Regions from separate parts of the Homo sapiens genome. Here regions 1 and 3 are each linked to region 2. The links are chromatin contacts, found by Hi-C or POLR2A ChIA-PET in ENCODE. All regions are on one chromosome and are shown on one strand. The core of a region is the stretch at or near the end of the contact, and the rest is flanking DNA. Distances in the headings are between cores, read along the strand shown. Region 1 has its middle 56 kb from the start of DLG1. Region 2 holds the start of MELTF (melanotransferrin). Region 3 holds the start of LINC02012 (long intergenic non-protein coding RNA 2012).

What was found. A loop is a pair of places that touch in the nucleus more often than their neighbours do. ChIA-PET counts read pairs that join two places held with the same protein, here RNA polymerase II (POLR2A). Pooled maps may share reads with other maps.
Region 1: a loop to region 2 is called in a map of cardiac septum, with 5 times the contacts of the local background. The contact joins the enhancer-like site here to the promoter of MELTF in region 2. A Hi-C loop is called at or near these places in 1 of 168 maps with a recorded cell type or tissue (cardiac septum). POLR2A ChIA-PET finds 5 or more read pairs at or near these places in 1 of 52 experiments (PC-9).
Region 3: a loop to region 2 is called in a map of endometrial microvascular endothelial cells, with 9 times the contacts of the local background. The contact joins the promoter of LINC02012 here to the promoter of MELTF in region 2. A Hi-C loop is called at or near these places in 1 of 168 maps with a recorded cell type or tissue (endometrial microvascular endothelial cells), 3 of 37 single-sample maps with no recorded cell type and 6 of 50 pooled maps.

What each region holds. Positions count from the first base shown.
Region 1 is chr3:197,353,598-197,356,626 of GRCh38, reverse strand. No RefSeq gene overlaps it. Among named protein-coding and RNA genes, the nearest start is that of DLG1, 56 kb to the right of the region's middle. Within about 2 kb of position 1,771, at least 18 of the 41 ENCODE cell types and tissues checked have a DNase peak (open chromatin) inside an H3K27ac peak, as active enhancers do.
Region 2 is chr3:197,028,567-197,031,492 of GRCh38, reverse strand. MELTF (melanotransferrin) reads left to right here and starts at 1,676. Exons shown (of 16, transcript NM_005929.6): 1 at 1,676-1,839. The coding sequence starts at 1,791. RefSeq lists enhancers at 1-259, 647-1,283, 1,284-1,920 and silencers at 1,454-1,943, 1,994-2,043, 2,234-2,413.
Region 3 is chr3:197,507,862-197,510,910 of GRCh38, reverse strand. LINC02012 (long intergenic non-protein coding RNA 2012) reads left to right here and starts at 1,250. Exons shown (of 1, transcript NR_145451.1): 1 at 1,250-3,049. It overlaps BDH1 (3-hydroxybutyrate dehydrogenase 1), which reads left to right. Exons shown (of 8, transcript NM_203314.3): 8 at 1-1,128. RefSeq lists a silencer at 2,419-2,713.

The DNA.
Region 1 (3,029 bases), core at 522-3,021, 330 kb before region 2:
GGAGAATGGAATACGATGATGAGGGGGAAAGAGCTTTGCAAACGAAAGTACGATGGAAACAGAAAGTGAGACTGTTAGAATCAAGGAGGGCTCCACGCCAACCTGCTGACAAAGACTCACTCAGTGCCAGCTCTCTGACCGGTCCCCACACTCTGCACTTGATCCAGCCGTCACGCTACACCCTGGTTCCACACAGGGCTCACACTTGGGTGAACTGATCCAGCCGTCACGCTACACCCTGGTTCCACACAGGGCTCACACTTGGGTGAACTGATCCAGCCGTCATGCTACACCCTGGTTCCACACAGGGCTCACACTTGGGTGAACTGACAACAGTGAGCTCCTTTGGACCTTGTGGAGTCTTTTTTTTTTTTTTTGAGACAGAGTCTCCCTCTTGTTGCTCAGGCTGGGGTGCAGTGGTGCGATCTCAGCTCACTACAACCTCCACCTCCCGGGTTCAAGTGACTCTCCTGCCTCAGCCTCCTGAGTAGCTGAAATTACAGGCACCTGCCACCACAACTGGCTATATTTTTTTTGTATTTTTAGTAGAGACAGGGTTTCACCATGTTGGCCAGGCTTGTCTCAAACTCTTGACCTCAGGTGATCCGCCTGCCTCAGCCTCCCAAAGTGCTGGGATTCCAGGCATGAGGCAACACCTGGCCCCATGTTGACTCTTGTGGGCAGAGAGGACAGGCACAGGAATGCAATTATCTTGCAAGATTATCCAGACCCAGTTTCCTTATCCAAGGATGAGCTTTGATTTCTCCAATGGCTTTGTTTGTATTGTAATGTCTACTGTGAGGTCCCAGGGTCAAAAGGGCAGCATTTTTTAGATATCACCTCCCTTTTCAACAGAGAGATGGTAGTACATCCTATCTCAGGGCAAGGCTTGATGCCTCTCTTGGGCTCTAGGTCTGGTCAGCAAGAGAGTTGGTGACCCTCGGTAGGTCCCAGGGGAAATGACAACGACAAGCTCCTGCAATGTCTTGGGGTACGAGTGGGCAAATGCCGTGAGTGATGCAGAGCAAGGATGGAGGAAGGGTAGCCTTAGCAGTCATCAGAACATAGAGAGAAACAGGCAGGCACTTGGAGAACACGGAACAGGCCAGGGAGCCAGGAGGAGCCAGGAGCAAGGCCGAGGCTCCGGGCTCAGGGCCCCTCGCATCTTAGGAGTTTAAGGTTGACTCTCCTGCTTAGAGCCCACACCTCTGCAGGCCTTCAGAAGTACCACGCTGAACACCAGATAGGATTTCTCAGGTGAACATTTCTCCACCTGACTTTCCTGCTGTGTTGGGAAACAGAGATTCTACGATGGCTGACTCCAGTTACTAAGCCCTCTCTGCCTAAAAGGAGCCATTCCCCCAGCAGACTAGAAAGTGCGTGTGTGTATGTGGGCATGCGAGTGGTGAGGACAGGGGTGTTGCTTAGGAAATGGGGCTGGCTGCTCCCCATATTCCTGAAATGACAGCAGAGGCCTACATCCACAGCCAAGGCTGTGTGGGCTGCCGTGGATTGCAGACCCCAGGCCTCCTGCAGGCTGAGTATCTGCGCTTGGATACTCCTCCCCCTCAACTGGGTCTGCCCTGGCCACAGGACCCACAGGGTCCCTATCGTGGTCCTGGGAGCGGGGAGCTACGGGGGGAGCCTCTTGAGCTCCCCAGCTTGCCTGCGGGCCTGGCCCTGGATTAAAAGGCTGGCCGCCGTAAACCACAGCTGAAGCCCAGCTGTCCCTGTAAGTCTGCCCGGCCCACTTCCCGAAGCGTGTCGTCTGGAGACGATCCTCAGCTGTCTGCTGAGAGCTAAGAAACTACTTGAGCGTGAAGACTTCTGGTGCAAACGGTGCGTGTCCCCAGCTGAGCCACTGCTTTGTCCTGTCTCCCGCCAAGTCCGGCATTTCTCTTTAGCCTCATCTCCCCCGAAACTCTTTGCTTTTTCTCTCTCTGAATGTGTCTCGTCTCTCCGTCTATAGCTCTGCCTCTGTGTGATTTCGTCTCCATCTCTCTGCATGCCTGCCTGTGTATTCCTCTATGTTTACTTCTCTGTCCTGTCTGTGTGTGTCTGTTTCTGTCTCACTGTGTGTTTGTTTCTCTCTGTCTCTCTTTCTCTGCTTTCAGTCTCTCTCTGTTTCTTTCTGTCCCTTTAACACTCTGCTCTCTCTGTCTCTCGCTTGCTCCCTCTGCCCACACGTCTGTCTGTCCCCCTGTCTCTCTGTGTGTCTCTCCTTCAGTCGTCGTCTCCTTGTCTCTGTCTCCTTGTCTCTCAGACTGCCTCTTAGTTTCTCTCTGTACCGCTGTCTCTTTCTGTCTGTGTGCATGTCTCTTTCAGTCTCTGTCTCTTTGATTCTCTCTGCCTCTCAGACTCAGCTCTCTGTCTCTCGTTCCTTCATTCTTGAATAAAGTGCCCAGGGGAAATGTCCAGCAAGAACAAGACCCTCCCCGGACTCCACAGAACAGAGTAGGGTGGACTGCTAGGCTGGGTCCATGTGCCAGGTTGGCTCAACAGTTTTGCTGGGAATTCCCCTCTGGCCACAAGAAGCCATGGCCAGGGAGGGAAAGTGTCCAGCAGTGGATTCTGGGCCTGCGAAGCCAGGCTCCATCTAAGCTTACTTAAGAAGCAACAGTAATAGACCCCCCACCCCCCGCCTTAGGGAGCAGCAGAAAGGTGATTACATGCTGTGTCAGCTAATCCCGTGAAACCCTGTGTCTCCCTCCAAGGAGTCAAACATTCTCAGTCCTTGTATTCCTCCATCCTTCCAAGTGGCAGGAAAGACCTTCAGAAACCAGTGTCTGAACAAAATGCCAGCAGGAAAACCACAGGTCTCTGCTTTATCTAAGTGAGTGGGAAGAAGGGCTGAGGGATGGATCAAGAATTAATGAGGATACAGTAAGTAGAACAATGTACGACTCCATAACCTGAGAGCTTTTGAAAGGACAGCTGGAGCCAGTGCTTCTGGCCGTACATACCTGTGATCAAGTTACACCCTCTCCCCACAAAATAGCCACCTAGCAACCAATACAATATGAATCAGA
Region 2 (2,926 bases), core at 427-2,926:
TTTCTATCCTCGTGGTCAGGAGAACGAGGCTTGTTAAGGACTCTTCTATTTATTCCATCTTCTTAGGACAAGCCATCAGCCCCTCTAGCAAGGCTGCCTGCTAGTCCATTCGGCACCTTTGTGCAAACTAGGAAGAAGGGATCCATCTGGGGGGATGGAGAAACAGCTTCCACAGCACAAGTCCTCCAGAGCAGACAGGAGACGGAAAGTATGGCACGTCACGGCCATCATGACCTACCTTTTACATGTGGGGAACAAGCCCAGAGAGGGCGACGAACTCGCCCAGGGTCTGTAAGTCGCTGGTTTTTAAAAAGTAGAGCTCGAGTCTCCTGAAGCCCAGCCCATGTTCCTTCCCCTGATCCAGTGTGTGATAAGCAGTAGCTTCATGGCCCCATAGGAGGGAGGCCTTCCTTCCCCAGGGCGCAGAGCAAGCTCAAGGACAGACAAACTCAGAGGGATGTCTTCTCTCTCACTGTTGTACTTACCCATGTCAGAGAGAGACATCATTTCTGAGTCTCAGAGGGGCTGATGACATAAAGGTGAGGCCTAAATGGAGGCAGGTGACTAACAATGTCTTCAGTTCATTCCCCGCATCCCCAACCACATGGGGAGTGCCGCTTTTGCCCGCCTGCGACAGTGGTTCTCAACATTTGCTGTGCCCCGAAATAAAAACAGATTGTGGGCCCCGCCCCCAGAGCTGTCGATCCAGTGGGTCGGAGGTGGGGCCTGAGCACTTGCATTTCCAGCAAGTTCCAGGGTGATGCTCACGTTGCTGGCCTAGGGACCACACTGAGAACCACTGTCCTAGAAATACGGTCAACCCACCCTTTCCTCCCTCACCTTCTTCACTCTCTTCCTCCCCTTCTCCGCCTGTTTCTCCTTTTCCGCTTCCTCCAATTCCTCTCTGGTCCTCTTCTCACCTTCCAATCAGCTGGCTCTGCCACTGACTGGATGCCTGACTCGGGCAAGTCACCTCCCGTCTCTAGGCCCGAGGAGAGGCAGTCGGCTAGGCCGAGATGCCCCTGCCCGGCTCCCCCCTCGCCAGGGCGCTCGGCCTGGGCTCCCCCGTATCCCAGATCCTCTGTGCAGCTGTGGCCGAGATGCCCCTGCCCGGCTCCCCCCTCGCCAGGGCGCTCGGCCTGGGCTCCCCCGTATCCCAGATCCTCTGTGCAGCTGTGGCCGAGATGCCCCTGCCCGGCTCCCCCCTCGCCAGGGCGCTCGGCCTGGGCTCCCCCGTATCCCAGATCCTCTGTGCAGCTGTGGCCGAGATGCCCCTGCCCGGCTCCCCCCTCGCCAGGGCGCTCGGCCTGGGCTCCCCCGTATCCCAGATCCTCTGTGCAGCTGTGCTGGGAGGGAGCTGCTGCGTGAATGAGATCATCCTCCAGCTGCCCTCCAGCCCCGACTCTGGGATTCTGACCTCTCCTTCCTTCCACGTCTGAGCTTTTCTCTCTCCAGTTAGACACGGTATCTGGAGTCTTTCTAGGGCGCGAGGAGGGGAGGATACCCTGGAACGCGGGGTAGGAGGCTGAGGCGAGAGCCCCGAGCAGCGGCGCCCGGGCCCGAGCGGGAGGCCTCCAGCAGGGGGCGCGCCGGGGCCGCCCAGGGGCGGGGTCCGGGGTCGGCGGGAGGTGACCTGCGCCCCAGGGGCGTGGATTCCGCCCGGGAACTCGCGGCCGCACTTAAGGAGCTCGGGCCAGCGCGAGGGGGAGCAGGGAGGAAGCCCGGCTGCTGCGGACCTCCTCGGACCCGGACCCAGCCCCAGCCCGGCCCCAGCCAGCCCCGACGGCGCCATGCGGGGTCCGAGCGGGGCTCTGTGGCTGCTCCTGGCTCTGCGCACCGGTGAGGCCCCGCTGTGAGAGCCAAAGGCGGGCGGGGGTCCCGGGGCGCCGCGGCCCGGCTGAGCAGGTCCCGGGGCTGGAAATGTGCCTGAGCCTGCGGCTCCGGGGCAGTGAGACGGGGGAGGCAGGGGCTCGGGGTCGAGTGAGGACGGCGGAGGGAACTAGCACTGAAGCGCAGACGGGGAAGTCTGGAAGGCTTCTTGGAGGAGGCGGCCTCGAACACCCGAGGCTTCCGACGCTCCAAGGAGAAGCGCGGGCTGAGGCGTGGTGGGGAGGCCTCGGGGTGTGGAGAGGAGCTCCCGGAGGGCGGCCCCTCCCGACGGGCGCAGGAACTCAGGAAGACTTTGGGGGCTCGGAGCAGCTCTTTCTCCCGAGCCCCCGCGGGAGAAGATTCAGAGGGACTGACCGGCAGGCGCGGGAGTCCGCCCGGGGGTTTCTGGCACATGCAGGGATGGAGGTGGAGACGGAGGCCGGGTCCCCTCGCGTCGGCGCCCCGGGGAGTCAGGGCCCGGGATGGTGGGACGGGAGGCGGGACCTCGGGGAGCGGCTCGCGGGGATCGCGGGCGGCGACCGCCGAGGGGATGGAGTTCGTGGCACCGCTGTGGCCGCAGGCGACGCACTCATCAATGCAAACGATGAAGCCACCGCCACCCCCGCCCCGTCTGAACTTTGCAGTTTCCCGCCTGGGTGGTGGGGGGCTTGGAGCGCTGCGGAGGGGAGGGCAGTTCGACTTCCCAGGCCTCCGCCAGGAGTGGGGAGGGGAGGGCTGTGGCGGAAGCTTCAGTCTCGGCCCTTGGGCTGGTGGGGCTGCCACGGGAGGGTGACCTGGTTTCGGGCGGAGTCATGCGTTTCCCTCCCTCCTGCACAGGCCTCTGGCAGTGCTGGCTGGGGCAGGGTGAATGGCAGAGGAGCTCAGGCCTGAAAGTCATCGGCCCCAAGGGGCTCCAGCACCCCTTCCTCTGGGCCCCTAGCCTGGGAGCTCTCGGGGACTCTGACCCGGTCAGATCCTGAGGCATAAGCAGAAGTCCACTGAGGATGTGGGTGTCTCAGGCTCTCTACAAGGGGGTTTACTTTCAACACAGAAGGTG
Region 3 (3,049 bases), core at 1-2,500, 480 kb before region 2:
GTGTGGAGGTGCTCTCTGGCTAAGGGGATAAGTTGTTACTGGTTTGGGTCTGCTTGGTTTTGCCTTGGGTGGGGCCGGTGTCGATGGGGCAGGCTTGGCACGAGCAGTGGTGCCATGGCAGGGCACTGTGGCATCTCCCCTAGCAGTGGATTTGGGGTCCCTGCTTGCCTCACGTGGTGCTTACACACATGTACACACACACACACACACACACACACACACACACCTTACACACATGTACACACACACACACACACACACACACACACACACACACACACACACACACACACACACACACACACACACACCCCTGTTCTGCAGGGCTTCAGCGTGGCCTTCATTCCCGCCTCGCCTCGGCCTCTTTTCAATTAAGAAGTGATGCCACTTGAGGCAGGGTCTGCATGATCACTTCTTGGGTTTCAGTTTGAAAGCTGCCATCCCTGCGACTGCCCAGGGCCTGTATGTTGGGACCGAAGCCAAACACCACTGTCCTCCAGGGGGCTTTCGGCCCGGGGCAGGGTCCCCAGTGCCCGCCTTCGAATCAGACTCCGCGTTTCCGCCTCTCCCTGGGCGGACCTGCCGCTAGAGGGCGCTCCTCCTCCGCAGCCGGCGCCGGCCTCCAGCGCCCCAGACTCCCGCGCTGCCGCCCGAGCCTGAGGTTTCTCACGGCGTTCGGGATTCGCGCTTCGGAAACCGGGAACAAAGAAGCAAGCAGCACCCTTCAGAAACAGTGTTCTCGCTCTCCTAGCAGCTGGCCCGGGCCCGGAGGCTGGTGCCAGGAGAAGGCAGAAGAGCCCGGGCAGCCGGAGTGGGCTACGGGGTTCAGGCAGTGCCAAGGAAGAAGGGCCTCACAATGGGCAATTCAGCTGCCTCCCGGGCCGTTGTCCCCGCTGTCTTCAAACAGGGGTCCCCTGTCCCAGCTGCCCCAGGAGGAGGGGGGGAGGCAGGCAGGGCCGAAACCCTCCAGAGCCCAGAGGGGGACGCTTGGTGGCCGCTGCAGTTACATAACCATAGGATGCTTTTGTACCGTGGACCTTGTTCTAGCAGGATCCTTTCGGAATTGCACTTTTACATGTTGGGCGAATTTGTGTCCGTGCTGAAGTTTATTAAAGGAAAATAGATGGAGCCTTGGAGTTGCACGTGTGCGTCCCTGCCTGGGAACTAGAGGAAGGAGGGCCACATACTCTGGGTCCCCATCAGCAGACCCGAACGTCAGAGAAGCTGCATGTGCGTCTACTGGGATCTTCTGAGTAAGCTAGAACTGCTGGGCCGGCCTGTGCAGGTTGTTCTGGCTTTTAATCGTTTCCAGTGATTGAAAAGCCCAGGCTACCATCCCTCCAAATAACTCCAGTGCTAACTCAAACCTCATATTCACCATTCACTTTCCGGCAGCTTAGAACCTACCGGGGCGCAGGACGTAGTTTTCGTCTTTACCAGAGTGCGTGGCCGGGCGCGGTGGCTCACACCTGTCATCCCAGCATTTTGGGAGGCCCAGGCGGTCGGATCGCCTGAGGTCAGGAGTTCAAGACCAGCCTGGCCAACGTGGTGAAACCCTGTCTCTACTAAAAGCACAAAAATTAGCCAGGCGTGGTGGTGGGCGCCTGTAACCCCAGCTACTCGGGAGGGTGAGGCAGGGAGAATCGACTGAACCCAGAGGCAGAGGTTGTAGTGAGCCGAGATCATGCCACTGCACTCCAGCCTGGGCAACAGAGTGAGGCTCTGTCTCAAAAAACAAAACAACAACAACAAAACAAAAAAAGAGTGAGAGGACAAAACAGGTGTATATTCCCATTTTATAGATGACATAACTGAGGCCCAAAGAAGGAAAGTGACTCACTCAGTGTCACAGTAAATCCACGGCAGGACCAGGGCCAGAACAAAAGTCTCCTGAGTGGCACTCTTCACTATCACATAACACTGTGGCTCGCAACAGCCCTGGAAGCAAAGCCAGTTGGGGTCACCAGGCACCTAGACCCTCACTGCTTGTCTGCTGGCAGAGAGCCGCTCCTTCTTGTCAGAGTAAGTAGGAAGGAGGCCTTTGCCTGTGCGGACCTATGGTCTGGTGACTCCAGCCAGCACAAACCCATCCCCTGATGGTTGGAGGCTGGGCAAGGGCTTCTTGCAAGATGCGCCTGACAGTGCCTTGTTACAGAGCACCTGCTGTGCTTAGCATTCCACCCGGGGCCAAGAGGCTGTGTGAGCAGGTGACAGCCAGCCTGGCCCCGCCTGTCACAAGCTGCTAGGTCTGCACCCTTGCCACCCATGGCAGGGGGTCTGACAAAGACTCCCCATTTGTGAGGTCTGTTCACTGCCTGTATTTCGAACAGGGCCTGGCTCTGCAAACCTGTGCAAACTGTGTTGATATAGGAGCCGACATGAGCAAGCAGAGGCTCCCCTGGCTCAGGCAGCCCCAGGTTGGGTTGGCCAGACAGCAACCAGGCACAGGGGCCAAGTGCAGGTCCTGCTACCCAGCCACCACAGCTTCCTCTCACCTGATTCTCACAGCAACCCAGGCAGGATAGGCAGGGTGGGGTTATCTTATTTTGCAGAAACAGGCTTTCCCAAGTCTGTCACCAAGTGAGGGGTAGAGCTGGGTGTCCAGCCAGATCTAACCTCCAGCCCAGAGCTGGTGATGCGGAAAATCAGGGCAGATGGCAGCAGGATCTAAAATAGGGAGGGAAGAAGTCCTCAGTTACGTAACAGCGAGGAGACTCTCAGCCTACGCACAGTAGCAACCATGGGGTCCTGCCACTCGAGCCAGACCCTCCTTCCCTTCCCGTTTTGGGCTCTAAGTGCTGCCCCCTGTGAGAGAATGTGCTGGAGGAGCCCCCAGTATCCTTCCAGCGGGAAGTCGGCTCTGTCAAGGCCATTCCCGAGAGCAGGCTCTAGGAATTCAAAGACCAAGCAGGCAGAGCTGGATTCTGGAGCTGCCCTCAAAGGGCTTGAGGGTTATATGAGCGCCGTGCTTGAGAAGTTAGTGATGATTTCTGCTCAAAGAGACAGAGCAAGAGGGCTGAGGGGCTCTGGTGCTCTGGGGGAGATGAAA